2 separate regions of the Homo sapiens genome follow, and region 2 is linked to region 1. Evidence: chromatin contacts called from ENCODE Hi-C data. All regions are on one chromosome and are shown on one strand. Each heading gives the region's core, a stretch centred on a gene start or an enhancer-like site at or near the end of the contact. The rest is flanking DNA. Distances are from core to core; before and after follow the strand shown. Region 1 holds the start of EIF3B (eukaryotic translation initiation factor 3 subunit B). Region 2 holds the start of ZFAND2A-DT (ZFAND2A divergent transcript).

Region 1 (4,445 bases), core at 687-3,186:
GAGGCATTAAGTGACCTGCCCAAAGATACACCACTGACAGCATGATGAGGAGTAGTCAAACCTGGTACTAGGCATGGGAAGACTCTGCTTCTTTTTCGCTCTTTTAAACACCGTTAGGATGGGATGGGTGTGGTGGCTCATGCCTATAGTCCCGGCACTTTGGGAAGCTGAGGGAGGAAGACTGCTTGAGGCCAGGAGTTTGAGACCAGCCTGGGCAACACAGTGAGATGCTATCTACAAATAAAGAAATTAGCTGGGCACGGTGGCACATACCTTCAGTCCCAAGTACTTGGCAATGTACTTAATGTCACTGAACTGTACACTAAATTGCATATTAAAATGGCTAGGCCCTGCGCGGTGGTTCACGCTTGTAATCCTGGCACTTTGGGAGGCTGAGGTGGGAGGATTCTCTTGAGGCTGGAAGGTCCCGATTGCAGCGGCGCTGTGATTATGCCACCGCACTCTAGCCTGGGCAACAGAGCGAGACCCTATCTCTGAAAACAAACAAAACAAAAAAACTATAGGATGAAATATACATAAAATTTACCTTTTTGGCATTTTATTTTATTTTTTCGAAGACAGGGTCTCGCTATGTTGCCCTGACTGGTCTTGAACTCTTGGGCTCAAGTGATCCTCCTGTCTTGGCCTCCCAAAGTACTGGGAAGAGAGGTGTGAGCCACCGCGCAGGGCCTAGCCATTTTAATATGAAGTTTAGTATACAGTTCAGTGGCATCAAGTACATTCACCATGTTGTACCATCACCACCGTCATCTCCAAAACGTTCTCATCCTCCCAAATTGAAGGTCCGTCCCCGATAAACACTCCCCACTCTCCACCCCAGCCTCTGGGTACCACCTGTTTTATTTATTTATTTAATTTTCGTAGAGATGAGGGCTGGCGTGCGGGGGGTGGTGGTGCTATGTTGGCAAGGCTGGTCTCCAACTCCTAAGCTCAAGCGATCTTCCCACCTCAGCCTCCCAAAGTGCTGGGATAACAGGCGTGATCCACTGGGTTGTTTTCTAGGATGATTAAGACATCCCCCAACCAGTGGTTGTCCTCCACTCCGGCAAAAAACAAGATAGAAGCCACATGCACCCAATGCCCGTCCCGTGAGCACCCGCGCAGAGCGAACCGCTCCGGTCCCTCCGGAGTCAGCCTCGAGCTCCACGCGGCGAGGACCCGCCCCCGCCCCCACGTGACCCGCGCTGTCCCGCGCTGAAGGCGGCGGCCTCGGATGGACTGAACCACTGTGAAAGCCCGAATGGGGGGAAACAGGCAGTGACGGCCGCTAGGGAAGGACTGGGGGTAAGCGATTAAAGAAACTTCCATACATTTTTGTATCGCGCCAGGCAGTCGTCCTTCTAGTCGTGTGGGCCCTCTCTGGCTCGCCCCGAATTCCTTTTCTATTTTGAAGTAGTCTGTCCTTTTGCTCAGTCAGTAGGCGAGTCCAAGTGACAGACACGGACAGGGGGGACTTTAGTAACGTAAACTAAACGGTTTCCCTAGCGAAAGGCTCAGACGCCCTGAGCAATCGCCTGTTGAGTCTCCACTCTTCCAGGGTATTAACTGTTGAGTTAGAGGACATTTTCCTAGCATTCCGGGTACTAAAATCATTTCTTGTCCCCGCCTTCAGCTCCACAAATAGTTCAGTCCCGCCCCGCAGCGTCCGACGGGAAAGGAAAGGGGGAGGACGCCATGTTGGACGGAACCATCTGCTGCCACACATGGGGTGGTCAATGCTCCCATGAGTTTACTGATGCACAGAAACAACCTTGCTGAATGGAATTAAGCACTTTCTTGTCACAAATATATCAGTTTGATGATTTTCGGGCGCGGTCTTGTGGATGCGAGTCCTCTCAGGGTCGTTCGTGAGGCCCCAGGGCGTGGGTGCGCCCCCCGCCCCGCGGCCTTGGTGCGGCCTCCCCGTCGCACGCACATGGCTGGGCTGTAGCCGTCGCGGCGCGCGGTGCGGCCTGGGAGAGTCGGAAGCGCGGCGGCCGCGGAGCCCTGCGAGTAGGCAGCGTTGGGCCCATGCAGGACGCGGAGAACGTGGCGGTGCCCGAGGCGGCCGAGGAGCGCGCCGAGCCCGGCCAGCAGCAGCCGGCCGCCGAGCCGCCGCCAGCCGAGGGGCTGCTGCGGCCCGCGGGGCCCGGCGCTCCGGAGGCCGCGGGGACCGAGGCCTCCAGTGAGGAGGTGGGGATCGCGGAGGCCGGGCCGGAGTCCGAGGTGAGGACCGAGCCGGCGGCCGAGGCAGAGGCGGCCTCCGGCCCGTCCGAGTCGCCCTCGCCGCCGGCCGCCGAGGAGCTGCCCGGGTCGCATGCTGAGCCCCCTGTCCCGGCACAGGGCGAGGCCCCAGGAGAGCAGGCTCGGGACGAGCGCTCCGACAGCCGGGCCCAGGCGGTGTCCGAGGACGCGGGAGGAAACGAGGGCAGAGCGGCCGAGGCCGAACCCCGGGCGCTGGAGAACGGCGACGCGGACGAGCCCTCCTTCAGCGACCCCGAGGACTTCGTGGACGACGTGAGCGAGGAAGGTGAGGGCGCCCGGGGCGGGGCTGGCGAGCGGCGCGGGAGCGTGGCTGGGGTTCCCGAGGTGGGAGATATCGTCGGGCTGTGCCACCGGTTCGTGCAGAAGTTCCAGCGAGGGTGTCCGTGTGTTCCTGAGAAGCCACCGAGGGAGGGGTTCCCGAGTGCCCTGGAAGTGTTCTGAGAGCCCAGCGCCTCCCCTTTTCTTTCCTGAAAAAGGGGACAGGGTGGAGCTCACTTCGGGAGCCAGGCATTTGCATGACAACCAGAAATCTGAGAGGGTGGGAGAGGGCACATGGGGTACTCCGTTATGGCTGGGTGTGCTGTGAGTGTAGCAGCTGGGGGTACGGCAAAAACCGAAGACCCGGTGGCAGGTTTGCGGGTCTACGTGTCCCCAGAGCTGACCAGTCAGACCTCCCAAGGTCTGGATCGGAGGAACAGCTTGTGGCAGAGCCGGTGATTTTGTCCTCCTGCCCCTCAGAATTGTCCATCTCCAGAGACTTCCTTAGTGGGACAGGCACCCTGTGAAATTCCAGTTTGATTTTTCTTTATCTCTTGCGCTAAATCTATAAAGAGAGTTATTTTTCCAGGTTTTAATATTGCCGATAACAGCCAGCTTTGCCTTCATCTCAACCTTGATTGGATTTACAGGCATATTTTTGCTTCCTGTCTCAGAGATTTTTTCCTGAAGCTACTTCTGATGAGAGCTGGTCTCATTTGTTTTTCTTTTGTTTTTTAGCTCTCTTAAGCCTTTAAGTTGGGAACACATCAGCCTCTGCAGATTGGCTAAGTTGATACTAGAGTGAGAAAAATAAAAATACCCTTGCTGATGTAGCCAGCGATACACCAGGACAATTTCGGGAATAACATGGAGTTGCCAATTTATGATTTAAACGTATTTTTAAAAGGCTATCAGAGGGCCGGGCTGGGTGGCTCACGCCTGTAATCCCAGCACTTTGGGAGGCCGAGACGGGTGGATCACGAGGTCACCATCCTGGCTAACACGGTGAAACCCCGTCTCTACTAAAAATAAAAAAAAATTAGCCGGGCGTGGTGGCGGGCACCTGGATTTCCCAGCTACTCTGGAGGCTGAGGCAGGAGAATGGTGTGAACCTGGGAGGCGGAGCTTGCAGTGAGCCGAGATCCTGCCACTGCACTCCATCCTGGGCGACAGAGCAAGACTCCGTCTCAAAAAAAAAAAAAAAAGAAAAAGAAAAAAAGGTTATCAGAAATACAAGTCAGCCAGGTGTGCTGGTGCACACCTGTAGTCTCAGGTACTTGGGAGGCTGAGGCACGAGAATCACTTTAACCCAGGAGGTGGAGGTTGCAGTGAGCCTAGATCCCACCACTGCCTGGGCGACAGAGTGAGACCCTGTCTCAAAAAGTGAAAAATTAAAAAATAAAAACGCTGTCAGTTACTGTGACCATTACTATATTACACTTTTTTTTTTCATAAAAGACATTTTAGCATGAAAAGCAGGAAGGACACCACAAACTAAAGACTTTGGGAACATCTAGTCTACGCCCCTCAGTCCTGAGGAAACTTGTCCCTGAAGGTGGAGTAGGCTGCTGAGAATTCCCAGTGGGTCTATACTGCTTGGCCCACCAGACTCTCCTGCTCAGAACAGTGTTCTTTCTAACGCTTCAATTGTTATTATGGTTTAAAAATCAAAACTTTTGGTTTAATGATTATTTTGAGCCCTTGGATATTCTGCTACTTTTTTAAAAAGCATTATTTGAGCCCATCGAATTCACAGATTTCTAATACGTAGATTACTTCTGGAATTGGGAAGAGTCAGAGGATGCTAATATGACGACAGGGTTGGCCAGGCTGGGTGACGGCTGTGGGTCCTCAGCGGGCCCACGTGGCCCTGAAGGTGCAGTGTTGGCCAGAGTGACAGGTGAGGCATCTGGTCCTGAGGA
Region 2 (4,938 bases), core at 1,320-3,819, 1.2 Mb before region 1:
ATAGTACTATCAAAGTGTTTACCTACACTAAGTGTTTTAGGCCTATGAGATGGACAGGTCCTCGAGGGCCACACATGTGAAAACAATCCCAGGGTCAGGCTGTCTTCTAGAGACCCCCTATGGCATCGCAAGTATTCCAGCAGCCCCCTGGATCCACCTGGCCCTGCTAGCCAGCCTGCACTCCTGCACCCAGCCTCTGGTGGATGCTAAGTGTCAAACAGAACCTGCACCAGCACAGTTCCCAATACTGAGGAGCCAGGAAGGCCAAGACACAATTATCAGCTAATTAACAGAACAGCCAGCTTTCCCCCAACAAAATACCATTTTCTATTAAGTCTCTTAAAAGTACTCACCTAGCTGCTTGCAAGTCTTTTCTGAACAATGCTTCCCCAAATCAGGAAACTCCATTATGAGAACAGTGCTCAAAACGCAGATGGCGGAGTTAAGTGTCACCTACAAGAGAATCAGAATAGTTAGGAGGAAAGCTGGACTGCCCTTCAGTCACCAGGATTTACAATGTAATTACAGCTAATGAAAGTCAACAAACGCACTGTGTGGGGAGCATTCCATGGAGTTTTAGTACAAATACCAGGTGTCCGCCATTCGTAGTCAACCCCATTAAGAGACACGGACTCCTTCACAGGCCTTTTAATTCCTAGTCTATGAAGCACTCCTTGAACTCGGGTTTCTATTTAAACTCACACTGAGGGGGCGAGAGCTAATTCACACAGCTGCCAGTGATGATTACGACTTTGGTGAATTTTAAGTCACAATTTTATCCATGGAATATACTTGTTCACATAAACAAAACTCTGTTACTAGGTGCTAAATCACATCAGTTGACTCCATTATCCAGAGAAGATTTAACTCTGTCCCTCGCCTCTCTCTTCAACTCCCTTAGGCATTGAATCTTACTGTGAACTTATTCCTCGATGACATCAACCTGGAGTTGATCAGGGAGAAGCGCAAGCTGTTAAGTCACTATGGAAAACAGGCAGACAGCTGGTGAAACTACCGCACTCGAGAGAGAATCAAGGGGCTCACGAGGTCCCCTCCATGATCTAGTACCCACCAGCCCTCCCGGGGCCTTTTCCTGGGGCTCACGAGGTCCCGTCATCTAGTACTCACCAGCCCCTCCCGGGGCCTTTTCCTGACCTTCCCATCAGCTCTCTCCCCACTCCTGGAGGCCTCCTAGACTGTCGCCTAAGACTGGAACACTCTCGCCCATGGCAAACGTCTAGTTATCCCCTCCCGCCTCAGTTTAAAGCCATTCCCACCCTCCCCAGTTCCCTCTATGTTACACGCCCGCTACTTAAGGTGCCCATTAGTCCTTTCCCAGCCCTCCTTCGCCCACAGCTTCCAACTACAGATCCGCTGCTTTACTATTAGCTCCCGGTGCCCGACACACAGCAGGCGTTCCGAAATTGTTTTGTTCAAGGAATTCACAAGAGTTTGATGTGAATCCCCAAATGATTTTGTTCTGGACGCACAGCACCCGTCCTAGGAAACCAACACCCTACCCTGGCGGGCCGGGCCCGCAGCAAGAAAACACACATCTACGTGGCTGTCACTCGGCTGGCGGGTTAACGACCCCGTGCGACCCGGTACTACGGCCCCGATGGCAGGCCCGGCCCCCAGCAGACAGCCGGACTCCCAGCAGACAGGCCGGACCCCCAGCAGCCAGACCCCGGCAGGCCCGGTCCCCAGCAGACAGCCGGACCCCCAACAGCCAGACCCCGGCAGGCCCGGTCCCCAGCAGACAGGCCGGACCCCCAACAGCCAGACCCCGGCAGGCCCGGTCCCCAGCAGACAGGCCGGACCCCCAGCAGCCAGACCCCGGCAGGCCCGGTCCCCAGCAGACAGGCCGGACCCCCAGCAGCCAGACCCCGGCAGGCCCGGTCCCCAGCAGACAGCCGGACCCCCAACAGCCAGACCCCGGCAGGCCCGGTCCCCAGCAGACAGGCCGGACCCCCAGCAGCCAGACCCCGGCAGGCCCGGTCCCCAGCAGACAGGCCGGACCCCCAGCAGCCTGACCTCCAGCAAGCAGCCGGACTTTCAGCAGCCGCACTCCTAGCAGACAGGCCGAACCCCCGAGCAACCTGACCTCAAGGCAGGCCCGACCCCCGGCAGACCCTGTCTGCGCAATCCCGGCCCCGTACCTGGCTCTCGTCGGGGACCCAGGCAGCTGAGGTGAGCAGCAGATGGAAGAGACGTAAACTCAGGTGTCCTCCTCCGTAGTCGGCTCCGGGTAGCTAAGCAGAAAGAACCTCGACACTGGCACCGAGACGCCGTCGGAGGCACACCCACACCCACACCGGAACGCAACATCTCGCTGCCCGCGGCCTACGGGGATTTATCCGCAGCCCCCGGATCTGAGAGCCGTCTGGGCCTTGGGGTTTCCGGGCGCGCCCCGACAACGTCACCCGCAGACCGGCCAATCCCGCCAGGCCGCGGCCCAGTGGCGCCGGCGCACACCGAAGACGACACCAGCCATCCGGCCAATCCCGCCCCGCCGCGCCCCGCAGGCCCGCCCACTCCTCGCTTCTCCACTTCCCTTCTCGAAGTGTCCGGTCGCTTCTCGCAGGCGGCGCGCTTGCTGGGTCACAGTGAGGCGGCTCCGCGCAGGCGCAGCCGGGCGGGCGAGGAGCGGGGAAGCTGACTCAGGGCTGCGGCCGGGGTCCTGCGGGGTAGGAGCGCGAGGCCGGCCTGAGGGAGGAGGCCTAGCGACCCATCCGGCGCCTCCCGCCCCGGGCACCCGCCCGCGGCCGCGCATCCTGCGGGCCCCAGGAGGCCTCCATCTCAAAACAACGTGTTTTTAGGTAATTTCAAACTTAGGGAAAAGCTTCAAGAATAATACCGAAAATGTCAGTGTCCCCAGCACCTAGATCCCCCAGTTAAATCCTTTTCCATTTCACCGCGCTGCCCCCCGCCCCCTGGACGGTTATGTGGCCGCGTGGGGTTGGCTCTGCCCAGGGCCGCGGTCACTGCACAGAACGCCCTGCACGTAAGGGGCTCCGCCTGGGTAAGACCCCGCCCAGCTGGGCAGGAGGAGGGCGTGGGCCCAGGACATGGAGACCAGCCTGGGCAACATAGCGAGACCCCATCTCTGCAGAAATAAAATATTAGCCGGACGGTGCACGGTGGCTCAGGCCTGTAATCCCGGCACTTTGGGAGGCCGAGGTGGGAGGATGGCCTGAGGTTAGTGTCTCACATGTCTGTGTGAAGAGACCACCAAACAGGCTTTGTGTGAGCAACAAGGCTGTTTATTTCACCCGGGTGCAGCCCGGCTGAGTCGGAAAAGAGAGTCAGCAAAGGGCGATGGGATTATCATTAGTTCTTACAGGTTTTGGGATAGACGGTGGAGTTAGGAGCAATGTTTTGCAGGCAGGTGGTGGATCTCATAAGGTACATTCTCAAGGGTGGGGAGAATTACAAAGAACCTTCTTAAGGGTAGAGGAGATTACAAAGTACATTGATCAGTTAGGATGGGGCAGAAACAAATTACAAGGGTGGAATGTCATCAGTTAAGGCTGTTTTCACTTCTTTTGTGGATCTTCAGTTGCTTCAGGCCATCTGGATGTATACATGCAGGTCACTGGGGATATGATGGCTTAGCTTGGGCTCAGAGGCCTGACAGGAGTTCAAGACCAGCCTGGTGAACATGACGAAACCCTGTCTCTACAAAAATAAGAAATGAACGCAGCATGGTGGCATGCACCTGCAGTCCCAGCCTCTTGGGAGGTGGAGGCATAAGTCAGCTGTGAATGCGCCCTGCACTAGAGCCTGGGCAGCAGAGCAGACCCTTCCTCAAACCCAAAAAGCGTCGTGCCAACCAGACCAGATGGTCGCCTAATCAATAGAGACCATGCCCAATCAGGTAAGGACAGACACAACCAGGCATGCTTTTTCTTGTTTTGTTTTTTGTTTGTTGTTTTGAGATGGAGTTTCACTCTTGTTGCCCAGGCTGGAGTGCAGTGGTGTGATCTCGGCTCACCGGAACCACCACCTCCTGGGTTCAAGCGATTCTCCTGCCTCAGTCTCCCAAGTAGCTGGGATTACAGGCATGCACCACCAGGCCCGGCTAATTTTGTATTTTTAGTAGAGACGGGGGTTTCTCCATATTGGTCAGGCTGGTCTCAAACTCCCAACCTCAGGTGATCTGCCTGCCTCGGCCTCCCAAAGTACTGGCATTACAGGCGTGAGCCACTGCGCCCAGCTTGTTGTTTTTCTTTAGACAGTGTCTTCCTCTGTGGCTCAGGCTGAAGGGCACTGGGATGATCACAGCTCACTGCAGCCTCCACCTCCCAGGCTCAAGCCATCCTTCTTCCTCAGGCTCCTGAGTAGCGGGAGCTACAGGCATGCGCCATCATGCCTGGCTAATTTTTGTATTTTTTGTAGATACGGGGTTTTGCTATGTAGCCCAGGCTGGTCTTGAACTCCTGACCTCAGGTGATCCCTCTGCCTCAGCTTCCCAAAGCGCTGGGATTACAGAACATGAGCCACTGTGCCCGGCTTATTGTACAGTCTTTACTCTCGGTTTTCACCAGAGAACTCAAGGGCTGTGAAAAGAGCAGGACCTCACCAGCTGCACGGCGGTGGTGACTGGCTCCATCTTGCTGTCCCTCCCAATCACACAACATCTCCCCTTGAAGGCTCTGCCCAGGCCCGGACTCCCACCTTTCAAGATGTCTGGATCAGTGCAGGACCTCCTCCTTGGCCACATCGCTCTCCTTGGACTGGTTCGTTAACCCTGTTTTACCCACATTTTCTTTTTTTTTCTTTTTCTTTTTTTTTTTTTTTCTGAGACAGAGTTTCATTCTTGTTGCCCAGGCTGGAGTGCAATGACTCGGTCTCGGCTCATTGCAACCTCCGCCTTGCAGGTTCAAGTGATTCTCCCACCTCAGCCTCCCAAGTAGGATTACAGGTACACACCACCAC

The links. Hi-C counts contacts between places; a loop is a spot of excess contacts on that map. Pooled maps may share reads with other maps.
Region 2: a loop to region 1 is called in a pooled map, with 14 times the contacts of the local background. The contact joins the promoter of ZFAND2A-DT here to the promoter of EIF3B in region 1. A Hi-C loop is called at or near these places in 7 of 50 pooled maps.

Annotation. Positions count from the first base shown.
Region 1 is chr7:2,352,891-2,357,335 of GRCh38, forward strand. EIF3B (eukaryotic translation initiation factor 3 subunit B) reads left to right here and starts at 1,937. Exons shown (of 19, transcript NM_001037283.2): 1 at 1,937-2,530. The coding sequence starts at 2,032. It also overlaps a transcript of SNX8 not described here. RefSeq lists enhancers at 728-1,283, 954-1,023 and silencers at 1,824-1,963, 2,144-2,233, 2,284-2,393.
Region 2 is chr7:1,157,805-1,162,742 of GRCh38, forward strand. ZFAND2A-DT (ZFAND2A divergent transcript) reads left to right here and starts at 2,570. Exons shown (of 3, transcript NR_110069.1): 1 at 2,570-2,819; 2 at 4,548-4,739. It overlaps ZFAND2A (zinc finger AN1-type containing 2A), which reads right to left and starts at 2,392. Exons shown (of 5, transcript NM_182491.4): 1 at 2,160-2,392; 2 at 354-453. The coding sequence starts at 408. RefSeq lists enhancers at 1,494-2,008, 2,009-2,521, 2,522-3,035, 3,036-3,548 and silencers at 2,331-2,870, 2,881-2,930.